3 separate regions of the Homo sapiens genome follow, and regions 2 and 3 are each linked to region 1. A link is an interaction called in ENCODE POLR2A ChIA-PET data of the cell type or tissue named here. Cell type or tissue: Panc1. All regions are shown on one strand.

Region 1 (5,000 bases):
ACTGCTCTGAAGGTACCAGACCTCAGGGCACTCCCACCGGCAGGCTTACTGTGAACCGACATCCCCTACTTCTGAAATCCATTTGGTACGGCAGGAGATCTCTTGCGGGATGTCTGCATTTTCAGAAGAAATTATCTACTGACTGCTTTGGCCAATGTGCTTTTTCACCTCTAAATTTTAAGGTGTTTTTAGCTTTATCAGCAATACCAGAGCACATCACACGTGCACACATCCAAATAGATCTCAGCTTCCACACTTGAAGATTCTAGAAAGCCAGATGGCAGGGCCATGAAGCACATGTAACCAACATGGGCTGTGAAGTCAGTCAGACCCGGGCTTGCATCCAGGTGGCTTCACTTCATTGCAAGCTCCTTCACTTCCCTGAGTCTCACAGGAGGATAGCTATTCCTTTCCTTTTGAGCCAAATTTAACAATGTAATAGTATTCTGAAGAGAGCTAAACCTAAGGACCTTTAAATTCAATCCACGGAGACCACTAATTAACTATGAGCCACTAAAAAGGAGATGCCAATCACAGGATGAGGAAGGCTGGTAGAGAAAAGATTCCTGACTTCCTAATTATCTGAGGTAAGAAAGTTTTGTTTTGGGGTATTTATTTATTTATTTTTTGCACACTGGCTAAGAATAGAATATGCCAAAACAAAGTCTGCACTCTAGGGTGTACAATCTAAATCATATCTTGATTAGCATCACCTAAACCTAAACTGGACTAAGCAGTAGAAAACAGACAGCAGTGGGCAAGATTACACTTGCAAGGGATTGTCTGTGAGATAAACGGTTTTATTTCCTGATTCCAACTCTAGGTCCCTCACCTTAGTTTTCAAATAGTGAAGTTACAGGACCACGAGGATAAAAGCCTCCTCATTCCAGACGTCCTGCAAGTGTGATCAGGGGTTATCTGCTTCCTAGAATGGAGTTTCCAGTGGAAAAGGACAAGGTTTAATAGGAGTGTCAAGATTTCCTTCCCTATATATTAAGATAGTTACCTAAAAACTGTTGTTCTTTCATTTTGTTCAATCATCCCACAAATATTTATTAGGTCCCTACCACATGCCAAGCACTGTGCTAAACATTGAGGATAAAATGAATGAACAAGGCAGATACGGCCTCTGCAATCTGGGATCCCACACCTGAATGCAGGGAGAACAGCCAAGAGAGAAACAGCGGTGGGAGGCAGTGATAGCCTGCCGCTACAAGCCTCACACAATTGATGAATACTAGACATAGCAAGGAAAAGGGAAGAATTCTAAAATTTTGCAAGTGAGCTGCAGTCTGAGCTGATCTCTTTAGCTGCCCAGAAAAAACAAAACAAACAAACAAACAAAAAACCCACAAAACATTACTCACAGGGAGCATTATTCTTTTCTTTTAAGGAAGTATTTTAGTTGTTGAAAAGGGATAACTAACTGCTACACCCACAAAGCTGGCATGGATAGGAAAGTGAGATAAAGAAAGGTGAAGGCCTAGGGTACCGAGAAAGTGGGTGTAGTTTCAGGTTGGGAGTGGAGGGAGATAAGCTGACTACAGTCACAGCCACAAGCCTGAGGAGGTTTTCAGACCCATAGGAACTTGAACTATGTTCTAATTCCACCTCCTTTACTCCCCAGTCTTCAGAAGAGTCTGTGCTAATAACAGCTTTGGGTAAATAAAGCTTTGAGAAATGAAGGAGAGGGAAATTTTCTCTGCTTGAGGCAATGAGATCCGAGAGGGGGCAGCAATCATGGGTGGAGAGAACTACACAGCGTAATCAAGAATCAAATGGGGAGGCAGGATTCCAAGACTAGAGACCAGAAAAGTGCCTGTCATAAGCTTATTCGCACATACCTTCACCCATACACTCTCCACCGCCTGCTTCCTCCCCAGGAATCCTCAGAAACACTTAGGACAGTAGACCTCCCAAAATACATGTGATGGGGACTGGAGTCATTTTATTTGACTAGTAAGGAAAGAGTGTCACCTAGATGAAAGATTTAAAGATCTGCAGGTTATATAGAAAAATTAGTGCAAGTAAAGGAATGATAACTTCTCCAGCAAGAGCGATGACTGCCCTATTTTCTAAATAGAGAGTATGGTAGCTTTAAGGAGAGTGGTAGCTGGAAAATGCCTGGACTTATTGTTAACAAATTTTGGGGGCAATGAAATAATCTGTATAACAAACCCCATGACACATGTTTACCTATGTAACCCGCACATACTGCACATGTACCCATGAACTTAAAAGTTAAAAAAAAAACGAATTTATTTGGGCAGTATAGGTATCCCACTTTATAAAACTGGTATTATTTCTCAGAGACTAACTATAAAACACTTATTTCTATCAAATCCCCTATTTTCTTTCTGATTCCATTATAAAACATCCTGTTCCTTCAGGTGCAAAAAATAGAATTACACTATTATAAAAGGACCCTTTAAGTTGACTTATGTTGTTTTAGAAAATACCAATGTTAGCAATAAAATTTCTACAGATACAAACATTTTGACTATTAAAAGTCAAGAAAATAAACTGAACTTAAAGGAGAGATTCCCATCATATCAATAAGGAATCTCTCCTTTAAGTTCAGTTTATAGCACCATCCCCATTACAAGTCATATTAAGATCCGGGCGTGGTGGCTCATGCCTGTAATCCCAGCACTTTGGGAGGCTGAGGCAGGCGGATCACGAGGTCAGGAGATCGAGACCATCCTGGCTAACACGGTGAAACCCCATCTCTACTAAAAATACAAAAAAAAAAAAAATTAGCGGGGCGTGGTGGCGGGTGACTGTGGTCCCAGCTACTTGGGAGGCTGAGGCAGGAGAATGGTGCGAAGCCAGGAGGCGGGGCTTGCAGTGAGCGAAGATGGCACCACTGCACTCCAGCCTGGGGACAGAGCGAGGCTCCATCGCAAAAAAAAAAAAATGAAAAAGAAAAAAAGAAAAGATTCTCTTTAAAACCTCAAGGCTTCTATTTTACACAAAAATACTCTTTTTGCTAACTCTTAAATTATTAGAGCAACCTGCAACTCTTTTCCTAGTTTCTGGTTAAAAGATTTAAATTAGCTTGCTTATATAGTGTACACACGTATATATGTATGTATGTGCTGACTGATTGAAACAGGGTCTCACCGTGTCACCCAGGCTAGAGCGCAGTGGTGTAATCTTGGCTCATTGCAGCCTCCCAGGCTCAAGTGATCCTCCCATCTCAAGCCTTCTGAGTAGCTGAGACTAAGATGCACGTCACCATGCTTGGCTAATTTTTTAACTTTTTGTGGAGATGGGGTCTCTATATTACCCAAGCTAGTCTCAAACTCTTGGGCTCAAGCAATCCTGACTCAGTCTCCCAAAGTGCTGGGATTACAGGCATGAGCCATCACACCCAGACTACAGTATATTTTCTTTACAACGAATTTCTGTGTGTGTGTGTGTGTGTGTGTGTGTGTGTGTGTGTGTGTGTGTGTGTGTAGTTGACAAGCAACTTTTTAAGCTTATTCCCTTTTTCACTAGAATAATCTCCAATAACAACAAAGTAATAAAAGTCTGATTAAAGACAAATTATCTGACCAGGCAACTGCAATCTATAAATTAGTTCAGCAAGCTAATGTCAGATGTAAAAAGTTACCAGTAAAAGGAAGTAAGTGTGCTTTGGAACAAACAGGGAGGATATTGTTTGTGTTGGGTTGAACAACACGTTGTCCATCCCCCTGCAAATTCATATCTAGCTGGTACCTCAGAATGCAGCCTTATTAGAAATAGGGTCTAGGGTCTTCGCAGATGGAATCCGCAAAGTTAAAATGAGGTCATGCTGGATTTGTGTGGACCCTAAATCCAATGCCTGATGAAGGCCATGTGAAAACACAGAGACATCAGAGTGAAGAAGGCTGGGTGGTGAGAGGCAGACGAAATGATGCAGGCACAAGCCTAGGAATGCCAAGGACTGCTGGCAACCACCGAAAACTAGGAAGAAAGAAGAAGGGATTCTTCCTAGAGCCTTCAGAGAGTGCATGGCCCTGCTAACACCTTGATTTCAGACTTCCAGCCTCCAGAACTGAGAGAGAATAAATTTCTGTTGTTTTAATCTACAAAGTTTTTGGTAATTTGTTACAGCACCCCTAGGAAACTCATACAGAATCTTTGACCAAAAGGCATGATTGGTGAAAAACAACTTTCCCGTGGCCCATTCATTCTTAAAGTGAAATACTAATGCAGCAAAGATACATAGTACTAGTGCAAATTCCTACTTCATACTAACAACCACACAATCTTTACATTTCCTTCATCACTCTCACTGTAAACAATAGTGTCCACAAATCCAGGCAGCTCTGTGCACCCTGGACTGCTGGAAGGTTGAAGCAAAACCTAACTGTAAAACCGAAAGGCCCTGTATACAGCTTGTTACTCTAATACTATAACCATTAAGAAACGATACACTGCTTTTCTCTAATTATTTCTGAAACCCTCCCCTTATTTACAGTATAAAAGCTAATGAAAATGTACTTGTGATCGTTGTAATTCACTGAAAATCTGACAGGAAAAAAGCCCACATGTAAAAACATCGACACACTCAAAATCTTTAAAGCTTTCTGGCTTATGTAACAATTTCAACCTGTATACGGCAGTTCAATAAATTCTAAATGAAAAGCTTTATGCAGAAGTGGCCAAAATTGGCAAAATAATTTCTTCCATACTCCCTCTATCAATTTGGTGCGTGTGCTTCAAGCTTTCAGCAAGGAGTGTTAAACACATGCTCTTCTCTTCTATAATATTTTGGTGGTTGCGTCACTAAGAAAATAGTTTATCAATGTACCACTTGTAACTGACTTTTTCAATGGAATTATGTAGTTACCTCAACCTCTTCAAAAAGATAAATATAGTGCAAAAGCAAAAAACAACAAGAAGAAAAAAAGAAAATGAAAACTTCCAGGGATACAATTTAACTGTCTCATTCTTGTAGAAAAAAGATAGTTTGGGCTTAAATAGTTATTCTGAAGAGATTCTTGTCAGTT
Region 2 (5,000 bases), 76 kb before region 1:
CCATTAGAGACAGTATGGCAGAAAAAAGGAGACAAAAGCAACATTTATCAGACTATGAGGAAGCATCCCAGGGACAGTGCACCATAGTCCCCAGTTACCTAACGCTGCTCAAGGACATGTGAACCTATGGGCTAGAAATGGGAAGAGAGGGTGGGAGTGGGTGCTAAGGTCATTTCTGTACTTGCTTGACCTGGGCTATAGATGAGCAGAGCCAGCTGATCCCCACCACCCTGCAACTCTCCCGGGTAGAGGAAGATCCTTTTGCATTTCTCTTTATAGCCTGTCCTCAGCTGATCTTATGCGCTTTCGCTTCACTCATTCAATGCCACATTTTCCGTGGGGCTACTGTGTGCATTCTAATGAATGTCCTCACAAACTTGGACTGCCTGCATAAGTGCAGTGGCAGTGCTGTATATACCTCTCTATCTCACCCAGTGCCTAGTGCAGGGCCCTACACCTACTAAAGCTTAGAGGCTGAGAAAATACTGGAAGAGGATGAAACCAGTGGAAGGAAGGAAAAATATAGCTAGTGCCAGGCCTAAGGAAATAAAGGATATGTTGGATTCCCCAGATCCAGAGGCAATAAAGCCTTTCAATGAGCCTTTCAATAAAGCCTATAGTCAATGAAGTGGTCTGACTAAACACCTGCCACTGCTGCTCTGTACTTATTGTAGACAGCCTGAGGTCTGGAAGGCCAAGAGATGACATGCAAAAGAATAATGTCCAGTAGCTTCCACTTCTAAGGTAGCAGTCAGCTGCAACTTCCAGCTATTCTTGCCATGATGTAAGAAAGCACACACTAGTCCACGGACCCCCAAAGGTCCAGTGAGAACATCAAGTCCATTGATAAATTACAATCTCAGCAAGCCACAGCTAAAGCTGTTTCTTAAAAGCTCAGTTCTGAGCACTCAGTAAAATATCAGATAACTCAACGGCACTCAGGGAACAGCCTCTAAAGTGATTAAGAAGAAAGATGACTTAATTCATCTAAAATGATTAAACACATTAAATACAGCTTGCTTTAATGACTTCTAAGGGATGTCTTATCATCATCAACTGATGCTGACTACCCACAGAACAGAAGGCAGAGGATTAGGAATCATGGCAGGGCACAAGGGGTAAGGGGTGGGAGGTGGTAATACAGAAAAGATGCTGTCCTAGTTCCAAGGAACCATGCTTTCAATGGCATATTCTGATTTTTTCTATGTTAGCAGAAGAATGTTCCACTTGAGAGAGATCATTTTGCAAACTCAGACACTTAGCATCTATGAGCACCATTATTTTTTCAAAAACCAACAGCAGAAATGAAAACTAAATGAATTAATAAAGACTACATTCAGGCTGGGCACAGTGGCTCACACCTGTAATTCTAGCACTTTGGGAGGCTGAGGCAGGAGGATCACTTGAGCCCAGGAGTTCAAGACCAGCCTGGGCAACATAGGGAAACCCTGTCTCTACAAAAATAAAAAAATTAGCCAGGTGTGGTGGTGCATGCCTGTGGTCCCATCTACTCCGGAGCCTGAGGTGGGAGGGAGGGTTGCTTGAGCCTGGAGGTTGAAGTTGCAGTGAGCTATGACCATGCCACTGCACTCCAGCCTGGGTGATAGAGGGATACCCTGTAGCAAAACAAAACAATACAAAAAAAAAAAAAACCACCTGGGAGGAGGAAGAAAAATCATTTGAACAAAGAAAATGAACGTTAGAGGCCGGGCACAGTGGCTTACACCTGTAATCCCAGCACTTTGGGAGGCCAAGGCGGCAGGATTGCTTGAGCCCAGGAGTTGAGAGCAGCCTGGGCAACATAGCAAGACCCCATCTCTACCAAAAAAAAATTACCTAGGTATGGTGGCTCATGCCTTTAGTCCCAGCTGGGAGGATCACTTAAGACCAGGAGTTCAGGCTGCAGTGAGGTATGATTGCACCACTGCACTCCAGCCTGGGTGACAGAGTGAGACCTCGTTTAAAAAAATAATAATAAAATAAAAGAAGAAAGAAAGAAAATGATCAGTAGAGACTTCAAGAAAAATGTTCAGAAAATAAAATGAATATTTAAAAACCAGATAGGACCTCTGCTTAAGAAAATCAAGAATAATAAGCCAGGTGCCGTGGTGTGAACCTGTAGTCCCAGGTGCTTGGGAGGCTGAGGTGGAAGGATTGCTTGAGTCCAGGAGTTCAAGGCTAGCTTGGGCAACATGATAAGACCCTATCTCTTAAAATAAGCAAATAAATAAATGAATAAAAGAACAATAGGAAAGGTCCTAAAACACTGAAGAAAATCTGTGGTTGACTCCTTAAGGGAGAGTCATTGGGAATTTGGGGGCGGGGGATTTGAGACACTAAATGTTGACCTTATGTGGCCCACCTGTAGGAATGCTGGCTTTTAGGAATGGATCTAGGATATGGCAGAGTGCATGTTGACCAACACCCACTTCTGCTGACTCATATGGAATTAATGTCAATGTCAGGCGAGACTTACAAAGCACCTCTAGAGATTCTGAAGTTATGCGTAGAAAATGGAAGCACTTGGGTCGATACCAGCATCAGAGGTGGTTCCTCCTCTTTTTCTAAAGCAAGGGTTAGAACTTAGAGAACTTAAGAACAATTACACAATTGTACTAATCAAAAATTTTTTTTTCAGACCAGGCGCAGTGGCTCATGCCTATAATCCCAGCACTTTGGGAGGCCGAGGCAGGGGGATCACTTGAGGCCAGGAGTTCAGGACCACCAACATGGTGAAACCCTGTCTCTACTAAAAACACAAAAGTTAGCTGGGTATGGTGGTGCATGCCTGTAGTCCCACTACTTGGGAGGCTGAGGTGGGAGGATTACTTGAACCCAGGAGGTAGAGGCTGCAGTGAGTCGAGATCACACCACTGCACTCCAACCTGGGTGATCTAGTTCTGTCACCCAGGCTGGAGTGCAGTGGCATTAACATAGCTCACTGTAGCCTTGACCTCCTGGGCTCAAGCCATCCTCCCACCTCAGCCTCCCAAGTAGCTAGGACTACAGGCACATACCACCATGCCCAGCTAATTAAAAATAATTTTTTTTTTTTTGGTAGAGATAGGGTTTTGCTAAGTTGCTGAGGGTGATCTTGTACTTCTGGCCTCAAGTGATCTGCCCACCCTGGTCTCCCAAACTTTTGGGATTATAGGTGTGAGCCACTGTGCCCAGCCTTAATCTTTTTATAACAACAAAACACAATAAAACATATATACATATACATAAGTATCTCCCAAAGATTTGGAGACACATTTTCCTGGAGATTAGTTGATCAAATAATGAAGACTTTGAACTGAATATGAAGTTAGCAGTATGTCCAGATAAAGTTGTTATACTGATGACGGTGGAAAACATTAGGGATCTCATAGAAGGAAGAATAACAATGGTAGAAAAGGTCTAGGATTTCAAACAGGAAAGAATTGAGATGAAACATAGAGTTTCAGATGCCTGTTTATCAAACCACGGAGTGCAGACACCAAAGTTAGCTAGAGATTTTAACACAAGGACAAAAATGCAATGTCTAGAGATCCCTGAGACTTTGCACAACAGGACTTCCAAATAAAATACTGTTCAAAGGAGTAGCCGGTTAGAAGAGAAGCTGCGACAGTCCCATCTGTACATTACAAAATTATATTTCTCTGTGGAACAGCAGCAGTAACCCACTGCAGAGCAGCTGGGTACAGAGAAAAGGAGGGGGCAATAGACACGCTATCATGTGGGAGATGTACCATGGACTGCTGGTAGGTTTAAGTAAATGGATGATGATGCTCACAAAATGACGAGGAAAGATAGAAATAATGAGGGCGTTATCAAATACCTAGATATCTGCTGTAAGTCTCAACTGAAACTAGGATCTCTAATACACTTTTTCCTTGCTGATAGTTTAATCTCACAGAAAGTTGAGCAAACTGCAACTTTGGATCCAATTCTGATCAACTAGAGGGAGGGCAGAAACCAGACGGGTGGAGATGCTCTGCTGATGAAGCAGAAATATTGAGAACTTGGAATAAAGCATGGAAAAAGAGGCTGATGATAGTCAGGTTTGAACTTCATAGTTTAAAAGAACTGATTTTTAAATGTTCAAAGAAAATATATGCATGACCTGAAACCCAAAAGGGAAGATGCTTCAAGAGGAATAGGAAGGCTCTCAAAAATGAAATTCTAACCATACAATTGCAAATCATCCCTGCAGATGAAAACATAGAGGCATCTAAAGGTACTGATGTGATCTCCCAGGGAGCAGCCTAATGGCTCAAATTTTTAAAGGGCACGTACAAAAAGATCAAGAGAAGAGCCCATAACAAAGAACATAACGTGGCCCATAGCAATTCAAGAAGGCTTAAAGATCAGAATGAGCTTAAACTTGCAAAAATGCTAAAGACAAAAAAAAATTTTGTAAGAGCTCTTTTAAAGTTATGTTTGAAACAAGAAGAACAAGAAAGACACAGACCCGCTGTGGAGGATGGTGGTTCTTGGATGGCAAGAAGAAAGGGAAGGATAATCTTCAGACTGGAGGGGAAGAACAAACTTTGACGAGAGGGAAATGAGTGAAGAGTTGGGATTTAGAGATCAAATGATTACTCTTAACAGGCTGAATTCACTCCAGGGTACAGAGAAAAATAGCAGAAGAAATGCAACCAATAACCTTTGATAATCTGGTGAATCTGGGATGAGGGTCAACTGAACAGGCAAGGAAAGGCATGTGCAAGTCCCAGTTTTCTTTTTTTTTTCCCCCCTGAGACAGAGTCTCACTCTGTTGCCCAGGCTGGAGTGCAGTGGTGTGATCTCGGCTCACTGCAACCTCCGACTCCCTGGTTCAAGTGATTCTCCAGCTTCAGCCTCCTGAGTAGCTGGGATTACAGGCATGTGCCACCACACCCAGCTAATTTTTGTATTTTTAGTAGAGACAGGGTTTCACTATGTTGGCCAGGCTGGTCTCAACTCCTGACCTCAGGTGATACACCAGCTTTGGCCTCCCAAAGTGCTGGGATTACAGG
Region 3 (5,000 bases), 160 kb before region 1:
AACTGGGGTCAAATTGCATAGAACTATAAATACACACACACATGAGTGCATGTAAAAACTGGAGAATGCAGAGTAAGGTCTATACTCTAGTTACTAGTGTTATTCCACGCCAGTTTACTGGTTTTAATATGGTACTATGGTTATATAAGATGTCACCACATGGAACTCTATGTGTTAAGTGTTGCAGCTTTCTGTGAGCCCATACATATTTCAAAATAAAGAGGTTTTTTTTTATCAGCCTTAATAATCAGAAAAAAAGGAATAACTGATGACTCAGAGTATCTTTTCCGAATAAAATCTACAATCATTTTCCTTCAAATTTCTCATATGATTTTAAGCTTGATAGATATTTCGTCTCATTAAAATTTACGTGACATGGCCGGGCGTGGTGGCTCATGCCTGTAATCCCAGCACTTTGGGAGGTGGAGGGGGGCGGATCATGAGGTCAGGAGTTCAAGAGCAGCCTGGCTAACATAGTAAAACCCTGTCTCTACTAAAAATACAAAAATTAGCTGGGTGTAGTGGCACACACCTGAAGCCCCAGCTACTCAGGAGGCTGAGGCAGGAAAGTCGCTTGAACCCAGGAGGCGGAGCTTTTAGTGAGCTGAGACTGTGTGACTGCACTCCGGCTTGGGTGACAGAGCGAGACTCCGTCTCAAAAAAAAAAAATTAACGTGACGTAACCATAGAAAGAAAGAAAAAAAAAGTTTGGCTTTAGGGAGAAGAAAGCAGAGAACAATATGTATCCTTTGGTCTTAGAAACGAATGGTAATGAAACAACAAAAATAGTTTCACAAATTTTTACTTAGAAAATTGAACTTAAGAGCCTTGTTTTGTTTTGTTTTTTTGGTGAGGCGGCGCGGGGAGTTTTGTTTTTTAGCTGGGCATGGTGGCATGAGCCTGTGGTCCCAGCAACTAGGGAGGCTGAGGTGGGAGGATTGCTTGAGACCAGGAGATGGAGGCTGCAGATGGAGGCTGCAGTGAGCCGTGATTGTGCCACTGTATTACAGCCTGGGTGACAGAGCAAGACTCTGTCTCAAAGAAAAAAAAAAGAGTCTTGTTCAAGCATAAGCAATGGGTCAAAAAATAAGGTAACTATAAATACAGTGCAGATGTGAATTTTTAAGTCAGTAACATTGTTTGGGGACTTGATCCAGTTACCTTTTATGGTCCAAAGAAAGACTCTCTGTCACCCACCACACGATTAGTCATTTTTTTCTACCTCTCTTGAGAAAAAATGATGAAATTAATAAATTGTGACTATTAAGCAAGTTATACCAACGCCATATGCAATTTTCCCAGAAAGACAAATTGTAAAGGAAATGCTTGCAAAGTTCTTACACAAACTCTCTTGGAAGAGAATAAAAGAGCAGCTGTGCACTGAGCCCCCCTGGTTGTCTGAAATGAGGTGGTGAGCCACCATTGAGTGTATCAGTTACCTTTGAAAGTTATTACCGTCCTCATTTTCATCTAGAGGGTAATAAAAGGTGTCAGAAAGTTTTTGCTTTTTGAAGCAGTCATCTGCTTATTTCTAGAAGTAACTGTAGATTAGCGACTAAATCCCCAAATTAAATAAAAAGAGGAGTCCAAATTGCTAGAACTTTTGAAAGAATTACTGCAGCATAAGCAGGTGTGGGCGTTATATAAATGTGTAGCATTATCTTGGGTAGAATTCAGAGGGCCCAGCAGAAAAACTGGTTTTGGTCATCTTGTGTCCTGAAGCTTCAGACCCATTACTTATCAAAAAAAAAAAAAAAAAAAAAAAGTAAACTACAAAGGGAAGGGAGATATCCTGATTTTGACAAAGCCCGAGTATGTTCATGAACAACTCTCACGTTTTAAAATTTTACCTGTGACCTCTGGTAATTTGCAAACATGAAGAGACATGGAAGACATTCTGGAAGCACTAACTGGATTATGCAAATTGAAAAACTGCAGATATCTTCACTCCGAACATGACCTACCAATGTCAGACCCACATTAAAATCATGACAAATAGTGGCCACTAAATGAATTCCTGAGTAAATGAGATTACACCAAAACTTCTAGTTTATACTCTCAGTTTAAAATATATTTGGGGGTTATTATATGATTAAATTCAAATTTCAATGGTAATTTTCAGAATATGTGAAATGCCAGAAGATACATCACAATTATTCGGAGTTATTTATAAGGATTAAACCTCTGGGGGGAAAGGAGAGAGCCATTTAGGGGGTTTGTTTATTTAGCATCCCATCTGCAGTAGAACTGAATATTTTAAAAAAGCAAAAAGCTGAATGATGACATCAATCTAAGGATCCAAGGTATCCAACTGTTAGGAAAGACTGGATCGGAGAAGATTGTAATTGTGACCATAATTCGTATTGTACACATTGGTCAATTTCTTTAACAGCGGCTGCAGAAAATGTCAAAGCTCAATTTTTTTTCTCCTCCAACTCTTTGATATTTTGCTGTGTGACTCACGTCCTGTAGTAACTCCTGGCTGACTTGAAAGCCTTTCTAGGACATCAATTCTCAGGACTCAATTTTCTCTATCAGATTGTTGCAAATAAATCTCATTTTATATCTCAGCTCATAAGAGCAGTGAAAATGCTTTACTGTGTCTCTGCTTTCTATTGCTGTGTTTAACGCTACAGCTGAGGACTTGATTGTCCCTCCAAGAGACACGTAAGATGGGAATGTGAATTCCCTTCCCCCATCCCTTGGCTCCCAGTGACAATGGAGCATGAAGATAGTAAATCATCGTCATAATTGCCTAGACCTATCTAGTCAACTGGCTTAATAAGACGGGAAGTAGGTTGCTGAGAAAGAGGAATGACGTTTTAACAAGACGACTCAAATCAAACTATAATTTATCCTTCACAACACCTTTAATTTTTCCGGAAAGTTATCAGAAGCAAAATCGCCATTTTGAAGATACCAAACACGGCTTAACCCTTTTCAATCACTTCATTAAGTCAACAGAAGCATACAAAGCATTCTTAAAATATTTGCAAATATATGCTAGCAAAATTCCATCTAACTACCTCATTATCTGGTAGTTTCGTAGCATTTGAGTTTTAAAATATTGTCTTTGAAAAGACAGAAGTTCAAAACTGCGTTTTTCTGCAAGACAATTCCATACTTGCATTTCCACCTTCTGCTAAGAAATTGGGTGGACCTGAGCTTTGTGCTCACTGCCTCCAAACCTTGTTAAATATTTAAAAACCCCTGGCAGCCCAGCAGCCCCAAGTCCGCTTGGGGCTGTGTTCCGATTCAGAAACAAAGTGAAAGGTTTATCAGGGGATCACCCTTGCAACAGTTTCCGCAGGCACCTCTGGGGGCTGGGACACCGCACGCACCCTGGAGGGGCATCCTGGAGGCCACCACACGCACCCTGGAGGGGCATCCTGGAGGCCACCGCACGCACCCTGGAGGGGCATCCTGGAGGCCACCGCACGCACCCTGGAGGGGCATCCTGGAAAGCACCTAGGAATGTGCGAGCTTGGCCGCGGCTGTGCTTGTTCCATCCTTGACGCATGGCAGCTTTGTATTGTCCAGTTTCTGACCTCCATTTAGATTAGGACTCAGTAGAAAAAAATTGAAATCGCAAATACTTCTCTTAGTTCTCCCTTGATTTTTTGGTTGAAAGGCTTTGCCTGTGCTGGCCAGGCGCGGTGGCTCATGCCTGTAATCCCAGCACTTGAGGAAGCTGAGGCAGGCAGATCACGAGGTCAGGAGTTCGAGACCAGCCTGGCCTATATGGTGAAACCCCATCTCTACTAAAAATACTAAAAATACAAAAAATTAGCCAGGTGTGGTGGCGCACACCTGTAGTCCCAGCTACTCTGGAGACTGAGGCAGAAGAATCGCTTGAACCCGGGAGGCAGAGGTTGCAGTGAGCTGAGATCGCACCACTGCACTCCAGCCTGGGTGACAGAGCGAGACTCCATCTAGAAAAAAAAAAAAAAAGAAGGCTATGCCTGTGCTTTGTTTTTACTTGAACACTTTAGATCTGAGAACTGAAATCACAGCAGGGCTGGGGCTCACCTGTTTCCTTGTACTTCCTCACCTTCTCTTTTCTTCCTTTCCTTCATCCTAACTTATTTTTTAACCCTTTTTTCTTTTCCTCTTCCTTCCTTATTCCCTCTCTCTCCTCTTTCCTTTCTTCCTTTTTCTTACCCTCTTCCTTTGTTCCTCCCTTTCTTCTCCCTTTCCTCCTTCCCTTCTTTCCTTCTTCCTTCCTCCCTTCCTTTCTCCTTCCTTCCTCCTTCTCTCCCTTCTTCCTTTTCTTCTTTTCTCCATTCCTTCCCCTCTTCCTTCTTCCTTTTCCTTCCTTCTTCCCTCTGTTCCTTCTTCTTTGGGTATCTCACCTTCACAGAGACCCTCCCTCTTGCTGTCTGAAATGCCTGCTGGCCCTTGAGTCAAATGTAAGTCTTAAAACTTACATTTTTCAGTTACTTCCCTGAATCTTGTACTTGTACTTCCCTGATCAGGTACTTCCCTTGAATCTTGTCAGTCAGGATTTTGTTGCTCTTTAAAGCCTGCATTTCTGCCACGCTGTTGAGGAGATTTAAAGTGTGCTCTGTGCTGGCGTGAAAATATGCATCCTCCCTGCAGCCTTAGCTTTAAGCAAGAGGCAAGCACTGATGGGGGGTAGCCCTCACCTGGTGTCCTGAAAGGGAGTAGTCTAGGAATGTGTGTTCTACACTGGCAATAGGTTTATTTGCCCATGATTTTGACTTTAAAAAGAAAACTTCAAACACAGAAGTAAGTATACTAAACAGTGACTGTATTAGGCTTGTCCTTACTGATTTCCTCTTCACAACTATGCCCAATTTACACCTGTGGAAACAGAGGCACAGATAGGCTAAACACACCCCCAGTGATGCACAGCTGGTCTGTGTCAGGGCCAGGATTTGAAAGCCAGGCGGCCTGGTTCTGGAGCTCTGCCTAGAACCACTATTCTGCAATGCCTCTGTCAGTAGACGGAAACATAGGACATAGTTTAGAGGGTTTTC

Evidence for each region. Peaks named below come from ENCODE experiments on the same cell type or tissue, not always from the same donor. Only the 100,000 strongest peaks of a DNase experiment are listed, where the experiment ranks them.
Region 2: POLR2A ChIA-PET joins it to region 1 with 14 read pairs; 4 of 35 experiments call an interaction of 5 or more read pairs at or near these places.
Region 3: POLR2A ChIA-PET joins it to region 1 with 7 read pairs; 1 of 35 experiments calls an interaction of 5 or more read pairs at or near these places.

The regions. Positions count from the first base shown.
Region 1 is chr4:169,184,109-169,189,108 of GRCh38, forward strand. The region is part of intron 2 of SH3RF1 (SH3 domain containing ring finger 1); the gene reads right to left. Among named protein-coding and RNA genes, the nearest start is that of SH3RF1, 84 kb to the right of the region's middle. In Panc1, CTCF peaks have their summits at 1,729 and 1,934; no DNase peak of the experiment used is centred here; H3K27ac peaks cover 1,191 bases.
Region 2 is chr4:169,108,389-169,113,388 of GRCh38, forward strand. All of the region lies in intron 10 of SH3RF1 (SH3 domain containing ring finger 1), which reads right to left. Among named protein-coding and RNA genes, the nearest start is that of CBR4-DT, 100 kb to the left of the region's middle. In Panc1, no CTCF peak of the experiment used is centred here; no DNase peak of the experiment used is centred here.
Region 3 is chr4:169,028,176-169,033,175 of GRCh38, forward strand. No RefSeq gene overlaps it. Among named protein-coding and RNA genes, the nearest start is that of CBR4-DT, 20 kb to the left of the region's middle. In Panc1, no CTCF peak of the experiment used is centred here; no DNase peak of the experiment used is centred here; H3K4me3 peaks cover 355 bases; H3K27ac peaks cover 363 bases.